Linked DNA regions of Homo sapiens: region 2 is linked to region 1. Evidence: chromatin contacts called from ENCODE Hi-C data. All regions are on one chromosome and are shown on one strand. The core of a region is the stretch at or near the end of the contact, and the rest is flanking DNA. Distances in the headings are between cores, read along the strand shown.

Region 1 (5,691 bases), core at 1-2,500:
CCATCGGCCTTGGCCAATCGGAGAATGGAATCATCTGACTCACCCTTAAGAAAAAAAAAAAAGCACACTAAGAATATTTCCACTCCGGCTGCCTGAGATGGCAGAAGGTCAGCTGTGCCACCAGCCCACGTCTCTCCCCCGCTGAGCGAATGGAGACAGGCGCAGAAGGGGAGCCACCTCTCCCGGGGCAGCCTGCAGCCTGACTATGGTGGAGCGGGGTCGGGGGGGCACCTCCTAGTGAGAGGCAGAGTCTGCTGCCTGAGTGTCTTCTCAGAGCACCCCTCTTCCACCCTCAAGAAGCGGCAGGCGGCCAGCCCAGTCCAGCTGGCTCAAACTACTCTGCCAGCAGATCTACTCAGGCACCATCACACACTCCAATGCGCACGGTAAAGTCCACGATGTCCCGAAGTGATGAGCAAAGCCCAGGGAAACACTCACCATCCTACGAATGGCCCCGCAGATAGCATAAGTTTTAAACTGGCCATTAAACCTGCCTGTGACCTTGTCAACCTAGAAAGAGAAGAAGGGTCACAAACCACTCCCCCAGGTTTGGGAAACACCAATCCTCAAAGCCAGCCTCTGCCTGTACCTTCACCCCAGGGGCTCCTCCACAATGGGACAGCCTGCCTTTCCCGCACATATATCACAACCTTCCCGCCTCCCGGGCTCCCAGCTCACCTCGGCCACGTTCATCTGGATGGATGCGTGGTCCTTGGCACCGATGATGCGATTGCTAGCGGAGCTGTGGAGAAAGGGCGCAGTGAGCAGAGGGGACTTGGGCGGTAAGAATGAAAGAGGGGACGAGGGAGGTTGGGGGTATATGAATGGAAAAGAGTAACGTCGGGGGCAGGACAAGTTAGGGACGTGACGAGGTAAGGACGGGAGGGGTGTGGGGGAACAAGGGCAGGCGAGGGGACGTGGTGGTTAGGTAAGGACGGAAGAGAGGCATGTGGGGGGCGCTTACCATTTCCGCGGCACGTACAGGTCCACGAACTCGCCGGCGTCGTTCTGCATTTCGAGGCTGGGCTGCGCCTGGGGAGTCACCGCGCGGCGCCGTGAGTACGGCCGGAACCGTGCCCCGGCTCCCGGCGCAAACCGGCCCCTAGGGTCACGGCCCCAGCCGCACCCAGCACCCCGCACCCCGTCCCCCGCGTCCAAGCCCCCACTCCCGCCCCAGCCCCAGCCCTGAGCCCGAAGCCCGCGCCGCGCGCCACACCTGCTGCCACCACACCGCGCGCGAGAGAGAAAGGAAGCAGCTAGTCACCCGGCAGAGATATCGGCGGGCAAGGAGGGGCCTCGGCGAGCGCTTCCGGGTCACGCCACCACAGCGAGTCTGCGCGGTGCGTGCTTGCCGGCCGTCGCCGTGACGCACTTCCGCTTCCGGCAAGGAGGTTCTCGGACCCCAGCCTGCTGGCCCTGGGGCGCGGGGCGTCGTGGGGGTCGTTGTCGTTGAGGGTCGTTGCCGTGTGTGGCGTCTTAGCCTGGCCCCTGGGTTGTGCCCCACGGACGCAGTCGACCCCTCTGAGCGCCTCGGGAGCCCCGAATAGCAGCTGGGAGAAGGGGCGAGGACTGAGCCTCGCTGCCCGCTGCCGGCCGGGCTAGAGATACGGGCGTGCCCCCCATTGTGCGCCTCCCGCCCTCCGGTCCCCTCACCCTGCGGCCACCTGGGGCGTGGGGCGGTGCTCCTGCCCGTGCACGTAGCCGCTGCGAGCGGAGGCCTGCTCACCTGGTGCCTGCTACTCACTCCCCCGGGCCGGTGGGCGAAGGACACCCGCAGGAACTCGGCAGAGGAGAAATTCAGACGGCTCCCGAGGGTAGGAAAAGACCCCGGCCCACCGTGGAATCTGAAACACCCGACCACTCTGCCATCCCATGTTTCACCAGTCAGACCCCCAGGGCAGGGCAGGGGAAGCAGAATGCAAACTGGGGCACCGTTTCCCTGAAGCGTGTTGGCCGCGTTTGTCGTAGTGCTAGAGGTGCATACCCTTGGACCCCGAAAACCCATTCCTGGGAATTTGCTCCAAGGAAGTAAAGATGTTACAAAGATGGACCCACGAAGTATGGTCGTTGGTTATGGGTGGGGTCTTGAGGAAGGCCTTGTTAGTAGCCTGAACCCTGTTGCCAGGAGAAGCTCCAAACCGGTAGACGGAGGGAGCAGCGCGGCCTATGTTGGGGTCTTCTCTGGGCGGGGGACATGATCCTAGGATGTAGAACTAGCCTCAGAAAACTTAAGACTCAGTGGCCAGGTGCGGTGGCTCAGGCCTGTAATCCCAGCGCTTTGGGCGGAGGTGGGTGGATCACCTGAGGTCAGGAGTTCGAGACCCGTCTGGCCAACATGGTGAAACCCCATCTCTACTAAAAATACAAAAAATTAGCTGGGCGTGGTGGCAGGCGCCTGTAGTCCCAGCTACTCGGAAGGCTGAGGCAGGAGAATGGCGTGAACCCGGGAGGCGGAGCTTGTAGTGAGCTGAGATCCCGCCACTGCACTCCAGCCTGGGCGACAGAGCAAGACTGCGTCTCAAAAAAAAAAAGTTTTTTTATGTTTAATTTTTTGGGTACATAGTGGGTGTGTACATTTATGGGGCACATGAGATATTTTCATACCGGCATGCAGTGCGTAGTAATCACATGGGGTATATGGAGCATCCATCACCTCAAGCATTTATCCTTTGCGTTACAAATAATCCAATACTATACTCTTTTAGTCATTTTAAAATGTGCAATTAAATCATTATTGACTGTAGACACCCTGTTGTGCTATCAAACACTAGGTCTTATTCTTTCTGTCTTTTTATACCCATTAACCATCCCCATTTGCCCCCCTCCTCCCACTGTTCTACCCTTCCCAGCCTCTGGTAACCATCTTTCTACTGTCTGTCTCCACAAATTCAATTGTTTTAATTTTTAGCTCCCACAAATAATAGTGCTGTGATAAACATCGTAGCACATGTATCTCTTCCTTTCTTTCTTTTTTTTTTGAGACAAAGTCTCGCTCTGTCACCCAGGCTGGAGTGCAGTGGTGCGATCTCGGCTCACTGCAACTTCTGCCCCCAGAGTTCAAGTGATTCTCCTGCCTCAGCCTCCTCAGTAGCTGGGACTACAGGCATGAGCCACCACACCCGGCCAGGTATCTCTTTCATATACTGATTTCCTTTCTTTTGGGTATATGCCCAGCAGTGGGATTGCTTTATTTATGGCAGCTCTATTCTTAGTTTTTGTTTGTTTGTTTGTTTGTTTGTTTGTTTGTTTGAGACGGAGTCTTGCTCTGTCTCCCAGGCTGGAGTGCAGTGGTGCGGTCTTGGCTCACTGCAACCTCCACCTCCCAGGTTCAAGCGATTCTCCTGCCTCAGCCTCCAGAGTAGCTGGGATTACAGGGGTCTGCTACCACGCCTGGCTAATTTTTGTATTTTTAGTAGAGATGGGGTTTCACCATGTTGGCCAGGCTGGTCTTTAACTCCTGACCTCGTGATCTGCCCGCCTTGGCCTCCCAAAGTGCTGGGATTACAGGCGTGAGCCACTACACCTGGCCTACCAAACATTTTTTAAAGAACTAATACCAATCCTACTGAAACTATTCCAAAAAATAGAGGAGGAGGGAATGCTTCCAATCATTTTATGAGGCCGGTATTATCCTGATACCCAAATCAGACAAAGACACATCAAAAAAAGCAGATTAGAGGCCAGGAGTGATGGCTCATGCCTGTAACCCTAGCACTGTGGGAGGCTGAGGCAGGCAATTGCTTGACCTCAGGAGTCTGAGGCCAGCCAGCCTGGGCAACATGGTGAAACCCCTCTACAAAAAAATTTAAAAATTGGCCGGATGTAGTGGTGTGTGTCTGTAGTCTCAGATGCTCAGGAGGCCGAGGTGGGAGGATCAGTTGAGCCAGGAGGTGGAGGCTACAATGAGCCATGATCATGCCACAGAACTCCAGCCTGGGTGACAGGAGACCCAGAAAAAAAAAGAGAGAGAAAGGAAGGAAAGAAAGAAAGCCACAGACTGGCAGAAAATATTTTCAAAACCTGTATCTGATAAAAGACCTGTATCCAGGCTGGGTGCAGTGGCTCACTCCTGTAATCCCAGCACTTTGGGAAGCCAAGGCGGGTGGGTCACCTGAGGTCAGGAGTTGGAGACCAACCTGGCCAACATGGCAAAACCCTGTCTGTACTAAAAATACAAAAATTAGCTGGGCCTGATGGTGCACGCCTGTAATCCCAGCTACTGGAGAGGCTGAGGCAGGAGAATCACTTGAACCCGTTGGGCAGAGGTTGCAGTGAGCCGAGATCTCGCCACTGCACTCTAGCCCGGGCGACAGAGCGAGACTCCGTCTCAAAAAAAAAAAAAAAAAGGAAAGAAAACATATGTCCATTCGGAGACTGGTACTGAAATGTTCATCGAGGCTTTATGTGTCATAGCCAAAAATGGAAACAATCCACACATACACCAACAGGCAGATGGATAAATAATGGTACGTCCCCCTCGAAAGACAGCATACTGTGTGATTTTATTTGTATAAACTCTAGAAAATGCAAACCAATCAAAACTGACAGGAATCATGTTGGTGGTTGCCTGGGGTGGGGTGGTGAGCAAGTGGGATTACAGACGCACACAGGAAACGCAGGGAGTGATGGGAGGTATATGCTGTCTTGATGATGGGATTACAGACACACACAGGAAACGCGGGGAGTGATGGGAGGTATATGCTGTCTTGATGATGGCAATGGTTTCACAGTTGCATATAAAAGTCAAAACATTGGCCAGGTGCGGTGGCTCATGCCTGTAATCCCAGCACTTTGGGAGGCCAAGGCAGGTGGATCACAAGGTCAGGAGATCGAGATCATCCTGGCTAACATGGTGAAACCCCGTCTCTACTAAAAATACAAAAAATTAGCCGGGCATGGTGGCGGGCTCCTGTAGTCCCAGCTACTCAGGAGGCTGAGGCAGGAGAATGGCGTGAACCTGGGAGGCGGAGGTTTGCAGTGAGCTCAGATCACGCCACTGCACTCCAGCCTGGGCGACAGAGCAAGACTCTGTCTTAAAAAAAAAAGTCAAAACGTCAAATTGTATCCTTTAAAAAGTGGATTTTATTTTGCATCAATTATAGCTCAAAAATTTTACAGAGACTATAGGTGCTATTTGGCAAGACTCTAGGACGCACTCACTCACACAAAGCTTGAAGTCCGCTCTCTGGGCGCCGGGTCTCCAAGGCTGAGTTCTTCAAGGGAAACCTCTGCAACCTAAATCTCCTGAGCCCACGAAATCTGGATGAGCACTTCTTTAAGAAAACCTTCTGTACAAAATCGCAGACCCCCAAAACAGAGAGGGGAGTGTCCTCCCGAGGGAAGCCGTCTGGGTCGCTCCATCAGGAGAGCCTCCAGGGGCCTGCAGAGGAGGTGGCACTGCTTACCTGTCAGGAGGCTTGGGGCCACCAGCACTGTCCCCAGAAGCCACTAGGTGGTGTCTGAGAGCAGTGCTGGAGCAGGGACGGGGCTGGCTGAAGGGAGCTGAGCCCCTCCCCTCCATCCCTCCACCCGCTGTCTGTACAGTAAGTTGTTTACTGGGCCTCCAGTGGGTCTCGTGGGAAAGGGCCAGAGGGCAGGTGTGAAGGAGGGATTGAGGAGGCAGGAGGACCTAGCACTCGAAGACACCGTCGGCCTGAGCCTTTTTTGCAGAATCCTAGAGCAGCCCCCAGC
Region 2 (5,691 bases), core at 1,252-3,751, 390 kb before region 1:
GCCAACAGCTCCTGCTTTCTGAAGGGAAGGTGGGGGCTGTGGGGGCTGCAGGGGGTGGGTGTCACTCAGAGGGCAGCATGGCAGGGAGGGGACCTGTGGCAAGTTTTTGGATCAGAGGGGCAGCGACACAGGGCTAGAACCCTGAGGGTGAGCTGGGAATGGGCAGAGGAGGGCTCAGGGCCTCAGCTCTGCCTCCTGTCGCAGCTGCCCTGGCCAGGTGGCCCGGTGGGACGAGGCCTCCTGGTGGCAGACGCTGCCTCTCATGACTCTTGATGTGCCGAGAAGGTGTGGCCAGGGGCTGTCCTGGCTGGGGCTGGGATGCGGGACGGGGGCCAGGATCCCAGGGTGGAAAAGGGTGGATCTTAAAGTTCATGCCACATCCCCCAACCCAAGGCGGATTCTCTTTCTTGCTGCACCAGTCAGGGCCTGGGGAATGAACTGGCCACTCAGGGTCACGGGCCCACCATCCTCAGCTCCTCTCCCCATCTGTAAATGGAGACAGGGAGGAGTCATTGCCTGGGGCCACCGGAAGCCAGCAAGGCCGGGCCCCAGAGCCACTGCCCAAATGCAGGCTTCCAGGCCTTCTCCCAGACACTGCGGTGTGGGCGTCCGAGACCCAGAGAGGCAGCCTCATGCGCTGGGGCGGGGAGCCAGACGGAGGGTACCCAAGGCCTCCCGCACCAGCCTCATTGATGTGCTGTTCCCCACTGGGCTTGGTACACACAGTAGGTGCTCATTAAATGTGTGTTGAGTGAAACAGACAAATGCAAAGTGGCAGAGTGGGGGCTGCGAGGACAGGTACAGGAGCCCAGGGGCTGTAATCAGGGCCAGGCTGTGTGGTGCAAGGGCCCCGGAGAAGGAGTCATCAGCCTTGGGTCACCTCCTGCAGGCCAGGGTTCACGATGTGAGACAAGAGGCAGGATCACACCAGCCAACAGAGGACCACCCCATCAGACAGGCTGGGGACCACACCATCGAATAGGCCAGGGAACCACACCATCAGATAGATAGGCTGGGGACCACACCAACCACACCATCAGATAGGCTGAGGACCATGCCATCAGACAGGCTGGGGACCATGCCATCAGACAAGCCGGGGACCATGCCATCAGACAAGCCGGGGACGACGCCATCAGACAGGCTGGGGACCAAACCATCAGATAGATAGGTCGGGGACCACACCTTCAGATAGGCTGGGGACCACACCATCAAATAGACCAGGGACCAAGCCATCAGACAGGCCGGGGACCACGCCATCAGACAGGCTGGGGACCACACCTTCAGACAGGCTGGGGACCACACCATCAAATAGACCAGGGACCAAGCCATCAGACAGGCCGGGGACCACACCATCAGACAGGCTGGGGACCACACCATCAGACAGACCGGGGACCATGCCATCAGACAGGCCGGGGACCACGCCATCAGACAGGCCGGGGACCACGCCATCAGACAGACTGGGGACCACGCCATCAGACAGGCCGGGGACCATGCCATCAGACAGGCTGGGGACCACGCCATCAGGCAGGCTGGGGACCACGCCATCAGACATGCTGGGGACCACGCCATTAGATAGACTGGCCAGGGACCATGCCATCAGATAGGCTGGGGCAAAGCCATCAGACAGGTGGAGGTCCATGCCATGGGGCATGAGGTGGTGTCTGTCACCTGGTCCGGGAGCACAGTGTTGCCCATCCGTGCCACCTCCCTGAGGCCCTGGCAAGCATCATTCTCTAATGCAGACAGATGGCTGGGGCGCCAGCAGGAGCCAGACTGCCGCGGAGCAGGAACTGGGCAACTAAGGGTGATTTGGGCCGTAGAGAAGTGATTGATGTGGACAAATGGAGTCTGCAATGCAGGCCCCACGCCACCCTGGCTCCCTGTGCGAACCCAGGGCTCTGCTGCCCTGGCGGGGCTGACTCCATGGACGAGGTGGCTCATGTAGGGCTGGCTGGAAGTAATCATGTCACCCCCTGCAATCATGCCCCCAGGAGATTAGAATAGGACCCTGATCCCTCGTTTCTGTCCTATCCCCTCCTTTCCGTCCCATCTCCTCCTTTCTGCCTCATCTCCTCCTTCCTGCCTCATCTCCTCCTTCCTGCCTCATCTCCTTCCTGCCTCATCTCCTCCTTCCTGCCTCATCTCCTCCTTCCTGTCCCATTTCCTCCTTCCAGTCCCATCTCCTCCTTCCAGTCCTATCTCCTTCCTGCTCCCATCTCTTCCTTCCTGTCCCATTTCCTCCTTCCCGTTCCACCTCCCTGTTCCCATCTCCTCCTCCTGTCCCGCCCCCTCCTTCCTGTCCCGCCCCTCCTTCCTGTCCCACCCTCTCCTTCCTGTCCTGCCCCTCCTTCCTGTCCCGCCCCCTCCTTCCTGTCCCGCCCCTCCTTCCTGTCCCACCCCCTCCTTTCTGTACCTGTTGACCTCATCTGGGCTGCAGTTGGTGACTGCTCGAAGGGGTGGGAGGAACAGTATAAAGTCCTGTCCCCTTCCTGCCTTCAAGGGCACCCCTGAAGGACCATATCCACTGTGGACCCCCTTGGGATCAGCCGAGGTCTGTAGAGGTGACATTGCAGCCCAGCACCTCCCTCCTCCGCCCTGCCCTCCTCTGTCCTCCTTCCACAGGTGTGGCCAAGGGCACTGCCCAGTTGGCCTGTGACCCCCAGCTGAGGCTGCTTCCTGGGCAGCTGACTTCAAGTTTGTGACCTGAGCTCTCCAGGCCCCCGAGCGGCTGGTGCCTTGGCCCTGCAGTTCTGCGGCCAAGACTCCTCCTCTGGGATCTCGTCTTACCCTGCTGCGGGTGCCAGGGCTGCATGAAGCAAGGGCGAAAGTCCCCTTCGCCCGGGCGCTGCCCTCTGCCTGCTGTCCCCTGTGCTCCTGTTCCCCGTGGCTGCCCAGGGACAGGTGTGTGGGATGGAGGACGCGGGAGAGGCTGAGTCCTCCCCAGTGGACCCCCAGATGCAGACCCTGAGGCAAGGGAGAGTGAGAAAGTGAAGGAAAGAACACAGCTGGAAATGCAACCAAGAAGGAACCCCAGCCCGGACCACTGTGAGCAAGGAGAGCCGAGCCCCGGGGAGCCCTGAGACAGTGTGGGAGTGGAGGCCTGGGGCGCCTCCAGGCAAGGCAGCGGGATGTCTATGCCCCAAGCCCTGCCAGTCGTGGATGGAGACGCACACTTTAGTGCGGGCTCCAGAGACAGAGGGAGCCCCAGGCCGAGAGCTGTGGGTGCTGGGCAGGTGGGCATTGGCCAGCATTGCCCCCACTCATGGCGGGTCCACCTTAATTCGACGGGTGTGACACTCTCCTCACACATGTGCACATTCAAGAGGCAACTGTCTGTTTCTATAACTGGGTGCATTTCGGTCTGGAGCCGTCGAGCCGGGTGGTGGCCATGAATCCCAGGCAACTTGGGGGGCCCAATCCAGGGTTGCCTTTTGGGGGCCTTGGGGCGGCTAGTGCAGTTCCACATGCTGTTAAGGACCTTGAGATGGGAGATTATTCTGGATGGTCAGGGTGGGCACAGTTTAATCACAGCCCCTCTAAGAGGGACTGGGAGGGTCAGGGTCAGAGGAGGAGAGGGGACGACGGAAGGGAGAGAGAGGCTGGGAGATGCCGTGCAGCCAAGGAGGGCAGGAACCTCTAGAAACCACAAAAGGCGAGGACACAATCTCTCCCCTGAGGCAGAGACCCAGGGCTGCCCCGCACAGTCGCGCAGATCGTGTACTGCCCTGCTCCTGGGGCTCATTCACACAGGTTGCCATGGCTGTGGGGTCCCTGGGGCTGGGCTATCTGCCAACCTGGGGGACGCTGCACCCTGTTTTCTGTCCTGTCTACTCCAGCTTTTCACACTCTCTGTTGCCCTTGTCCTTGGGCATCTCAGTGACTCGAAGGAATTGGGTCTTGAGACACAGCCGAGCCTGTGAGCGCTGACCTGTGTAAAGAAGACACCAGAATGAGATGTCTCCACACACAGAGAGCTGCAGCCGATGCCGGCCGGTGACTTGGGACTTGGATGCTTAACAGGAGGCTCCCCCTCTCTTGGGAGGTGAGGATGGGGTTGGGAGCATGTGTCTCAGGGGCTGGCTTCACTCGCTCCTTAGCCCCAGCAGGTGCATCTCCCCCCTGCGAGGGCCTGGTTGCTGTAGTTCTTCTAGAAGGCCGCACTGAAGGGACCCTCTGATCCTCATGCCAGCTCTTAAGACATGCTCCACTCTTAAGACAGAGACAGGAGCTCCCGGGCTCGTGCACACCCTCCCTCTGCGCATGTCCAGGACTCAGGGTCACAGCGTGGGCTCGTGATCCATGGGGTGGGACTCCAGCCTGCTCTGCCTTGGGTTCTGAGGCCAGAAGCAACACTTCCCTCATGTGGGTCCTCACAGGGACCAAGTGGAAGACTGGCGGGGGCGGGGCCCCAGAACTCCACCCACATTTGCACACTCAGCCTTCCCACGCCCAGCCACAGCTTCCATCCATCATCATTGTCCTGTCATGGTGGTGAAAACCAAATCTCTGTCAAAGGAGTTTTCTCCACCCCTTTTCCTGAGGTTGTAGTTTGGGGAGAAGTTTTGAAAATTGCCTGTCCTTGCTAGTGGCTGGGAGTGCTGGGGCACCTTGTCCTTGGGTCTTCTGTTCACACAGACCCCTGTCGTGGCTTCCACAGTCCCCTCAGCCCCTGCCTGGAAGGAGCACGCAGGGCCCTCCGCCTGCCCCAGTGGAGGGAGCACAGAGCCCAAGCAGCCCCCCGGAACTTTCCCCAGCTCGGCCTCATGGTCTGGTGGTTTCTTCTCCAGGTAGAGAGCAGTGAGGAAGGGGACTCAGCCTCCATGCCTCCCGCCAGCCCAGCTGCGCCCGAATCACCTCCCTCCTGAAAGGATGTCAGCCTCTGCTTGGACACCGTGGAGACAGGGCCCTCCTTGTGCTTCAGAAGCATCAACGTGTCAGAAAATCATCTTCACGCCAAGTCTGGAAAAAATGGCTTTGAGGTTGTGCACACAAAGGAAGGAGGGAGAGCCCCAGGTGTCGCGGAGGACCATGCGGCTGACAGAGCCAGCAGGGCGGTGGCGTGTGAGCCGTGCTCTGGATATATAAGGATCTGACGCTGCTGGCAATGTCTGAGCTCTATGCTCGCCCATCTGTCGGCTGCTATCATCACCGGGTGGGATTAGCGGAGATCCACTCTTTCATATTTAAATCTTCACAAGAGAATGAATCACTTTTATAATAAAAGAAAAAGACCGTCCATGTTGTTAATGTGCACACAGCAAGTTGGAAGGCCGGGGAGGGCAGCGGGTGGGGACGCTGACCCAGGCGCCCCCCTGCTGCCTGGAACAGCCCCAGGCCTGCTCCACTGTCCCCTCGGGGTTCCCTGTCGAAGAGGCCAAAGAGTGGAGGGGCTGGTGCCTAGAGGGTGTGGAGCTGCAGGTGCACAGTACAGCTGGCACCTGGCAGAGGTGGTTCATTATCAAGCAAAGGATGAACAAGGCACTTGGAGCCCCTTCACAACTGGAACCTCCACTGCAGGCACAAGGCTGGGCTGGACTGGGGTCTCCTCCTCTCCATGACAGCCTTGGGCAACCTGGAGCCCGCCACTGCCCCTCCCCAGGTGCTGTCCCCTTGAAGCTTCTCCCAACGGTTTAGTATTGTAGAGTTGGCACATCTCACGTGAACAAGAACAGCCATCACTGAAACGAATGC

What was found. Hi-C counts contacts between places; a loop is a spot of excess contacts on that map. Pooled maps may share reads with other maps.
Region 2: a loop to region 1 is called in a pooled map, with 7 times the contacts of the local background. The contact joins the promoter of LINC00659 here to the promoter of RPS21 in region 1. A Hi-C loop is called at or near these places in 5 of 50 pooled maps.

Annotation. Positions count from the first base shown.
Region 1 is chr20:62,382,662-62,388,352 of GRCh38, reverse strand. It overlaps RPS21 (ribosomal protein S21), which reads right to left and starts at 1,250. Exons shown (of 6, transcript NM_001024.4): 1 at 1,217-1,250; 2 at 965-1,032; 3 at 679-742; 4 at 439-510; 5 at 1-44. The coding sequence starts at 1,014. It overlaps RPS21-DT (RPS21 divergent transcript), which reads left to right and starts at 1,364. Exons shown (of 1, transcript NR_186459.1): 1 at 1,364-2,050. RefSeq lists enhancers at 401-1,092, 1,093-1,784, 2,063-2,112, 5,157-5,336 and silencers at 973-1,162, 1,593-1,712.
Region 2 is chr20:62,773,666-62,779,356 of GRCh38, reverse strand. It overlaps LINC00659 (long intergenic non-protein coding RNA 659), which reads left to right and starts at 2,501. Exons shown (of 3, transcript NR_046225.1): 1 at 2,501-2,551; 2 at 3,971-4,042; 3 at 4,788-5,236. RefSeq lists a silencer at 3,033-3,194.